Linked DNA regions of Mus musculus: all the other regions are linked to region 2. A link is a loop called in an ENCODE intact Hi-C map of the cell type or tissue named here. Cell type or tissue: left cerebral cortex. All regions are shown on one strand. Links, peaks and the distances in the headings refer to the core of each region. The heading gives the core; the rest is flanking DNA.

Evidence for each region. Peaks named below come from ENCODE experiments on the same cell type or tissue, not always from the same donor. Only the 100,000 strongest peaks of a DNase experiment are listed, where the experiment ranks them.
Region 1: a loop joins it to region 2, with 3 times the contacts of the local background. A loop is called at or near these places in 5 of 42 quality-filtered maps.
Region 3: a loop joins it to region 2, with 2.7 times the contacts of the local background. A loop is called at or near these places in 3 of 42 quality-filtered maps.

What each region holds. Positions count from the first base shown.
Region 1 is chr9:29,649,224-29,652,398 of GRCm38, reverse strand. It overlaps a transcript of Ntm not described here. Among named protein-coding and RNA genes, the nearest start is that of Gm15521, 18 kb to the right of the region's middle. In left cerebral cortex, for the core only: a CTCF peak has its summit at 1,557 (motif pointing right); a DNase peak (open chromatin) is centred at 1,563.
Region 2 is chr9:29,467,559-29,470,733 of GRCm38, reverse strand. It overlaps a transcript of Ntm not described here. Among named protein-coding and RNA genes, the nearest start is that of Ntm, 56 kb to the right of the region's middle. In left cerebral cortex, for the core only: no CTCF peak of the experiment used is centred there; a DNase peak (open chromatin) is centred at 1,508.
Region 3 is chr9:29,580,977-29,584,151 of GRCm38, reverse strand. It overlaps a transcript of Ntm not described here. Among named protein-coding and RNA genes, the nearest start is that of Gm15521, 50 kb to the left of the region's middle. In left cerebral cortex, for the core only: no CTCF peak of the experiment used is centred there; no DNase peak of the experiment used is centred there.

The DNA of each region.
Region 1 (3,175 bases), core at 410-2,909, 180 kb before region 2:
ATAGTTTATCATAGCCAGGGAAAGGGCCAAGTAAGATGCTTCTTAGCCAGTAGTGGATGGGAACTTTGGGCCACAGAGACGCCCCAGGCCTTGCTTGTGTCTTATCAGGAATTCTTTGTCCCCTTTGTACACATACAAGAACCCAACCCCACTTGGGTACAACCTCAAGGCTGGCCTGGAGCTGTGAATGAAAATGGGGTCAATTTTAAAAAAGAACTCCTTTGATGTTTTCAAAGGTATGGAATCATTTCTATCCTCTTTGGAGAACCACTTAGCTGTGTGTTGGAGGTTGGGGAAGGTTCCAAGTGCCAGAGAAGCTAATTAGAGACAATTACAGCCCAGGTACACCTGCCCCTGTAGGACGGTAGGATGCAGAAACCAGCAGGCTGAGTGGTGGTTGGGTCAGAGGGTGTCGGAGGTGGAGCCAGGGCCAGAAGGCATTTTATAGCTCGAGAGGACAACCAGATGCTTGGCCAGTACGGACTCGGCCTGAGGAGGGTGTGTTCCTTCTGTGGGCATCTATTGGGACAGGCATTACCTCTGGCATTGCTTTAAACAATAATTTTCTTAGGTCAAAATTTCAAGAGGAGTGAAAATTGTAACTGGGTGAAACATGACGCCATGTGAATAAGGGTATGCCTGTGGTCAGATGCTAATCTTGGTGCATTGTTGATCCACTAGGAATACATATACAGATAGTGTGTGTAGGGGTGTGTGTGTTCTGCCTTCCTCAGGCCCCCTTCTTATTTATTCCAAGCGTTTTAATATAGCACCTTGCCCTCTTTCAACTTGGGTTTCTGGGAAGGGGACAAAGGCCAGCTCCATCCCCTTAGTGACCTTATGAGGGTTACACAGAGCCTAAGGTTTGCATCCTGCTGTGATTGTTAACTTTCAGCGTCTGGACTGAAAAGATGCTTGCTCTCAGGACCAGCACCCAGACAGCGACTGGCCTTTGTTACACATTCTCTGTAATCGAAATGTCCCTCTGTGCCTCTCTGCTTCCTGGGTGTGGCAGCATCCTGCACAGAGCCTGACTTGAATGAGTAAATGCTAACCAGCACTGGGATGAGTCTTGGGGCTGCATGGCTGTGGGTGAGAACTCAAAGATGAATAGGTAAGGAACTTTATTAAAGGTCGGGGCCACTGGAAGAGAGGGACCAAAGGCCACAGGGAAGACATGGCCTTCAGGCTGTGATATCTTGCCCTTTCCTTTGCCGCTGATTCATGGGTGGTCCTCAGGTCCCTGCACGTCCTCCATTCCCCTACAGATTTCCATGTGGTGCCAAATGCACTCTAGCAAAGCAATCAAGTGAACATATCTTTAAAAGAAAACTCATTTACTAAGCAGGCCTCTGGAGTACTTGATGGAATAGCCCTCCTCTGGATGGAAATAGTGGTGTAATGGCCTCCCCGGGGTTATTATTGCACTGACATTACAGCAGGCTAATAAACCCCAGAGGGGTGCGATGCATACTGCCAGGCGGTCTCACATCTGGATAAGGGAGTCTGCAGATGCAGGCCTCCAACCTTGCCTGCAGATCCTCAGATTTGTCACTAGAGGGCACCCTTACCCCCCTGTAGGGAAGACACTGCCTAGGATGAAAGCCCAACTCCTTAAAATGAAAATGAGGGTTCTCAGACAGACAGGCAGGCAGACAGGCAGGCAATCAGGGAAAGCAGCTTCCCTTTTCCTCTTGGTACCCGGGCTACATTTGTAAAATGATTTGCAAAGCAGAGTTGGACAGAGGGGCGCAGCTCAGATCACTAAGTCAGAAACCAGCATGTAGGTGATTCTTCTTAAAAGTCCTAGATCAATGCTTTCAGATCCCATCAGATGTGTCGTTTTCTCTGTTGGAGAAGTCTGAGAGTTGAGCTCTAAATTGGCGAAGGCAACACCGGTGGTCCTAGCACCTCTCTTCCACCGGTTTCTCTGGGGCTATGCTGCAGGGCTGTGTAGGAGTTCCATGCTCCTTGTCTTTCTGGAGTTTTCCCATAGTTTTCAGGAGGGCTCAGTTCATGCTGTGAAAGAAATGTGGGTGGGTGCAGGTGATACTTGTAGGGGGATATCAGCTTCTCCCTGGGTTTGGAGATCCAAGTTGTTTGTCTCCCTGTCAGACCAAATGGCTGCATTCTGAATTGAAACATGGCCGCCAGTGTCAAGGGGCAGTACTCGGATCTAAAGGACTGAGCAAAGATTTTCTTGGGACATCTAAACCACTGTCCTGTTCTGCAACATACACTTTTAGTTGGTTCACTATTTGAGTTTTAAAATGAATTTAGTTAGTTTTCGTTTTACACCAGCCTTGTCTTTGCTTAAAAACAAACCCTGGCCGATGAATTAGATGTTTGCTGAACCAAGTCCCCAGCAGAGGAAGGGAGGGCATACCAGTGAGGCTGTTCTACCCTGAACTATTTATGCTGCATTTGAGAAGTGAGCTTTCCTTTCTCATATGGATCTAGGTCATAGTGAAAGGTAGGAAATGAGTGGCCTCCATTACCAGGTGCAGACACAGGCGGCTGGGGACTTTGCACTGGCCCTGTGTAGTTTGAGCCCTGAGAAACACAGCCATCTCTAAAGTCTTGGATGGTTAAGGATCCCAGAGAAGGCACAGGGCGTTGGGAAATGGTGGACCCAGAATTTGTAGCCTTTCTAATTCTAGCACGGGACAGTTATTCTGTTAGCCTAAGTCTCGTGGTTTTTAATTCAAAGACCAGCTCAGCTCTTGGGAGAGACTTCTAAGATTTATCTCGTAGAATTCAATTTCCCTGCAAATGTTGCTTTTGCCCTTCATCCCCCTGAAGGCACACGTTCCCTGACAGATCTGAACACACTTGAGGTGACAGCCACCAGGAGGAGCAGGCCTCCAGAGGGATTGGTTGGCTAATGCCTCAGGCCAGGGGCATTTGGGCCTTGCCTTAGTTTTCTTCTCTTTTGCTAAGCCACAAGCTAAGGCTCCTTCACGGCTCTGCCTCCATGATGAAGCACCCCATTTGGAAAACATCTCTGTTTCTAGAGGCACCATGGGCATCTACTTCCAGGCTTCTCCCCATCATCTTATTACAGTGATGTTCTGCCTGCCACAGAGGTGAGAATGAGAGAGGGGCAACGTGGGAGAAATAGAAAAGTCATTAGACTTGCCAGCACCTTATGCTCTGGCTTTCCTTCAGATCACAA
Region 2 (3,175 bases), core at 416-2,915:
TTCACTCCATCTTAGCTTATCGTGCTCAATTTTTGCCACTCAAAAAATATTCACCCACCCCCTCAAAAGCATAGTGAACATCTTTGAAATATCACTTACAATATCATCTTTTAAGCCTCACAAAAATGATATGAGATTTTATAATTCAAAGAGATGTTAGAGAACATTTATTTCAACAGTCTGTAAATTTCCAATAAGAAGTTCCTAATCCCTGTGCCTTTATTTTCAAGAGAGTTTTTTTCAGGTTTATTTCCAGCTGAACAGCTAGTTTAGTTCTGACCTTTAAATAAAGGCAGATAGAGCTGCTGCTCTGCCGTTGACCAGCATTTCCTTGTAAATTGAACAAGTGTTGATTGAGTTATTGTGTCTCAATGGCTGTACTGGATGCCAGAAATTAAAAGACAAACAAAACCAGACTCCTCTCACTTGTCAACCTTATAATTGAGTGTAACACGTACCCAGTGCTCCAGTGTCATCTTGCTGAGTTTATACAAAACCATCAAAAATGTCAAAGAATGATTTTAATTTGATTCAACCCTCTTTATAGATACCCAAGTCTCTTATGCAAATGTCTGAGCCATGTAAAATATAAACAACCCATGTTAGGGGCCCTAAATTAGCCAGGGAACACTTACTTTAAAGGTATTTTACCTAATCTAATAGCCTATTACACATACAAAGACATTAAGGCCCACCAAGGAAGAGGGTTTATTTTTTTTAATAGGTTATGAACATTCCCATTTAAGCAGTAAAGAACTTGGAGCTAGAACCCACATATGGATTTCCAATTCTGTGGTTTCTGTTCCTTCTTGTCCTGTTTAAATTGCACTATAGCCTTTGATCCTTTTTATTTCTCATCTTTATATGTAATATTAAACTAGCTTAAAAAGTCCATTAGTATTGAACCTGTTTAACTTAGTTTAATCAATTTTCTTCCCATTGCAATTGAGCCACAATCCTCTCATTTTTGCAAAGAAGTTGTCAAGATCTTTTGGGACACAGGTTTTTCCAGAATATACTCTGAGCAATCAGAACAATGCAGGCCAAGGGGCTATAAGGAAACTCCAACTCCTTTCTTGACATTTAAATTCTTGCATTGTAGTTTCTGCCTAAAAACAAACAAACAAACACAAACAAAAAAAAAACAGGAAAAGAAAACAATAAAAAAAACTGCAAGTGTCAGTGTTTGTGTGTGTGTTTCATTGTTTGCAGTATTGCTTGTGTGATACATGTACTTGTTTTGCATGTGTGCACATGTGCATGTGTGCATATGCACATGGAGATTAGAGGTTGGCATTAGATATCCATGCCCAATTGCCTCCCACTTTTAATTTTTGAGACAGAATCTCTCACTAAACTTTAAGCTTATCAACTCTCCTAGGCTGGCTGGCCAATGAGTTTCAGGGACCCACCCACCTGTCTCTGCTACCATCTCTCCAACATTAGTGTCATCACTGTATGCCTTTGCACATGACTCTTATGTTAGTGCTGGGAGTCCCAGTTTAGATCTTCACATTCTGATCTCCCCAGGCTCTGCCGTCTGTCTTTATCTTTCCCTCTTCCTGACTCTACACCCCATGCTAAAGCTACTGAAATTAGTAATCTTTCTCCCTCCCAGGAAATGTCTGTCTCACTGTCCTGGACTGATATAGCTGTTCCATTCTGGTCACCCACCCGATTGCTGCCCATCTTTGGACCTTGGCATCCAGAGCTCTGCTATGGGTGCAGCTGGAAGGAAATGTTCTGCTACCATCTTTGCGGCACTTTCAGTCTGTAGCTCTCACTGGATCACCTTTTGTCATTGGTTATTTATGCATCACACATTTCCTTTCCTGCAGGTAGGAACCTTGTGTTGTTCTCTGTAACTCCTGTAGGGCAGGCAGTCAGTAAAACAGAGAAACTTAAACACCTCTCAGTGGTTTCTCCTTTGCCCTCCCCTGTATGTAATGACAATGACATCTCACATTTGTATATAATTTCTCTTCCCATTGCTGACACTTAATCTGTGTCTGTTTTGTCCTGTGTAGCCCACGTTATTGTCCCCTAGCATGCCTCCTTATTGTCTGATTCACCCACCTCCCATCATCCTCTCCCTTCCTGTCAAATGACCTTTTGAAAACAGATCCTCATTAAAGTCTTCTAGTGGCACCCCATCACCATAGAGATGGGAACCCCAACTCCTTCATGTAGCGTGAAAGACCCTTCATTGTCTTGCTCACGGCAGCTCTCATATCCCCCTTCCTTCTTTCTCTCTTCACCCCCTTTCCAGTCTGTGTTCTCTCACTGAACTTTTAGAGTTTCTAGAATGGAGGAGGCACTTTGTGTTTGTGTGTGTGCATTTGTGTTGCTCTTCTCTTCCCACTCAGACTTTTCTGCTTGATGCAGCTTTTCATTTCTCTTTGTTGGTCTTGCCTCTCCCAACTACTATGCTAATCTGATATTTCTGTTAACAGACCAAAAGGAACTCTCTCTCTCTCTCTTTTTCTCTCTCCCTCTCTCCCTTCCTCCTCCTCCTCTCCCCTTCCTTTCTACCACTTCCTCCCTCTCCCTTCCCCTCCTACCCCCTTTGTGTATAAGACACAACATTTTGCAATTTTTTGAGCTAAGTATCTGTCCCCACCCCACCCCTACTAGGCAAAAAGTACATAGAGATGCTATTTGAATCACCATTGTCTCTCTTACAAACTACAGAAAGAACCTTTGCATGGTGTTGTTTGTTGAACAAAAATGTCAATCTACAACTGGCCCCTCTCTATTGGACTAGGGAGGTTCCTTGAATACTGTGAGGCTAAAAGAGACAACATGATGCTGGGTAAATAAAGTACTGCAAAGGACCAGCAGCTGAAGCAGGTGCTGGAGAAGTGGAACCTCACAAGTTGGAAACCCTCTTGCTTGGTTTATTCCTTCTGGAGCAAGGATTGGGAGAGTTAAAGTATGGTCAGCACCTATAGAGCTTATTGTAGGTCAATAAATCCTCAATATTTGTAAAGTTGGCACATATGTAAACAGCTCCTTTGCTGCCATGTTTCCACCTGTATGTCTATCCATCTGTCCTGGGAGAGTGCTTCAAGTACTTAAAAACAGAAATTAAGGAAGCAGTTGAAAACTCTTCAGTATATAATTTTTGTAACTTGGTCTATTCTCTTCTCCAAAACTTAGAAATTCAGAGATCATA
Region 3 (3,175 bases), core at 410-2,909, 110 kb before region 2:
TTTAATCTTGAGTTTCTGTTTTCCCTACTGTGAATCCAGGAAAGCCTGTGCTTTTCAGTGGCAGCAGTGGCCTCTAGTTAACACCTTCTCCTCATCACTGGAACCCAGGGGAGAAGCTGAGTGTTTGTCTGCCGTTGGGTCAACACCCTTTGCCCATCGGTGAGTGCCAGGCTACTGGAGCTGACCCTGAATGTTTCTGAAAGATGCAGAGCTTGATGTGCGAATTTAACTACAAGGCCCTGCAGCCCATCCCAAGAGGCCAGCATTTATTTCTCTTCCTTCTGGAGTCCCATCTGTCTGGACCACTTCCCAACTCACCACACCATCTCAGTTTCCATATCTTCCAATCACCCTTAAAGGCTGTGTTTTAAATGGTCTTTCAGAGAGCATATCTCTTGGTCTGTCTTATTCAAGTATTACCTATTTTCTTAGTGTGATTTATGTGTGGCCATGATAATGACTAAAATTTAAAAACTGACCACAAGCAAGTGATGGCAAGGGTCTCCTAGAATGCTCAAACTGGCATCAGAAATGTTAAACACTAGAGGCATTTTAAAGATCATGTGTTATTTTCTTCATAAAGTTCCTTGATAATTCATCACATTTATCTAAGACAGACAAAAATCATATGTCTACAAAAACACTTTCACACAAGTGTTGACAGCATCTTTATTTGTGTCGTCCAAATTTGGAAACAATCGATTACCACTGAGATATAAGTGGGTGGACAGATTGTGGTAAATGTAAATGACAGAACACAATCAAGTAATTAAAAGGGAGAAAGTACCGACACACACAACAGCAGGGATGGGTCTCAAATCCTCTTGTGTATGAGACCTTGAACACAGAGAAGGTTACAAACTCCAACGATTTTGCAATTTACATGAAAGCCTAGGAAAGACCAAACAGATTTGTAGGGACAGGAAACAGAAAGTGGTTGAGGTTGGCTATGGGGTTCCTTAGCAAAGGCAGCAAATTAACTCTTGGTGGCAGCAATAAGAAAGTTCTCTCTCCCGACTGGGTTGGTGCCCATATAGATGCACACACTCCTGAAATCCCCTCAAGCCATACTGCCAAAATTTTACGTTAACTGTTCATAAATTTATCTTGATGAAATTGGCTAAAAATGATTCAAGAGTATATGACAGGATGGTTTAACTTTAGGTTGGTGCAAAGATCTCAAATTTCACTCTTGGCCTAGGAGAAGATCCAGCTGCCCTCAGGTTGAGACTGACAATGACACTAAAAACAGAGCATTTCTTCTGATGGCATTTGCAGCTTCTCCCAGCCAAGTAAAGCCGGGGACAAAGATGGGCGACCCTGAGGGTTGCCAGCAAAAGAGAATACTGCTATATGACCAACTAAGTTGCAATTTCTGGTAAGTAGCAAGTTATGTGAGCATAAGTAGGCCCCATGCAATACCTGAGTTACTGTTATATTAAAACATTCAGGAACCTAAATTTTGGGCTTCAGTGGGCCTCCTGTGTTTTGATTTGCCAAGGCTGGTAACTTTTCTAGCATGCCTTCTTCTCTCCACAGTGTTTGAACTCTCATGTGGAAAGACACTTTGAACATGGTTCTCATGTATCATGCCAGTCACTCAGAGCAAGATTCCAGAGGGCAAACAACATAAGATCTTTAGCATCTCTTCAGAGTAAGGATTCCTGTCTGAGTTCAGGATTCGTGTGAGGGGATATAGGTTTGGCTACAGAACTTTCTTTGAGACATTTTCTTCTTACTATCAGCAGAGTCAGTTTCTCTTTTCCAAAGAAACAGTAAGACATAGTAACACTGGTAGTGGACAGGAAATAAGAGCAACAGGTTGTCAGTACTAGATCTCAGCCTAATGGGAGTCAGGGCTAGAGTTTTAGTTGTTACTGTTAATATCCATGTTCTTGCTGGCATGTGGAAAAGACACATGCTGTGATGGTGGTAAGACTGAAATGTCACTATCATGTCATGGTCACAGTCGGCTCATGCTTCCTTTGAGTGTGTTTGTTGGGAGGTATATATGTGGTATGTGCGTGTGTCACATATATGCAGTCATGCCTGACTTTATACATGTGTGTTAAAAAATGGAATTTGGGTTATTGTGATTGTAAGGCAAGTACTCTCCTGCCCTGAGCCATGCCTAGGCCTTGCTTGTGCTTTGTTGACAAAGGCATTCCAAGTGTAATGAGCGAGGAATAGGAACGGGTCTGGATAGAAGCTAGGGGTCTTTATTTATTATGGAGTTACTACACACTGAGATTACTTGATCTCAGGAAGAAGGGGAAAGACTGGGTATTCAGGAAGTACATTTACAGTTACTTCCTGCCCCCGAGCACAACACAGAAACACAGAAGCACTGTGTGAACGTCGTGGTCCGCGACCTCCTGGACATTATAAAGAAATGCTTCTTTGCTCGCTGTGGGAGGTCACTGACGCAAAAGAGGCTGAATTTTTAAAAGGTGACAACAATTTTATTATCCGTCAAACTCTGACCACGGATACAGCTGAGAGTCAGCAGAGAGTAAATACCAGCGTATCCCTGAGTGGCAGGTGCCTTCCGAGGGAGCAGGCTGTCGTCTTTGAGCAAGTTACTCCTGGTTCAATACTTTTCCACCACATCATTTTTTTTTCTTTCAATAGTTGAAGTGGATTCTCTAGAAATTGCTACATAGCCCTTATATTTGTAATTCTTCCTGGAAGTCCCAACAAGGTGGTTCTAGCTTCTGCCAGGAGGCCTGGCCTGTGGTACTGAATACATTGTTTCTTTCTTGCCACAACCCTCCCTGGTCTCTGTCAACCATCTTGCCATTTGGCTAACACCTTTGTGAAAAGATCCCAGGGTTAAATTAATGCATGGGAGACTGGTTTTGTGATCTCTGTCAACCATACCCCATCCCCCCTACCCCAGTGGTGTGTCTGGGAGTCTTCTCTTCCTCGGGGATTTTTGCCTATCACACCTTATCTAAACAGAATGGATTTATTAATTCTGACCTATGAAAGGACAATGTCAGGGCAAATCCGAGTGGAGAAGATGCTTGCCTCTTACTGTTCTGGAGTCCATTTTTAGGGCTGTATGAGATCTGTGTTCGGGGCCAGCTGGTGAGAACAGAATCAGAAGGTATCTGGCTCAACTTGGCAGGGGTGGGGTGGGGGAATAGAAGCGCTTTGTTGAGACAACATGGAG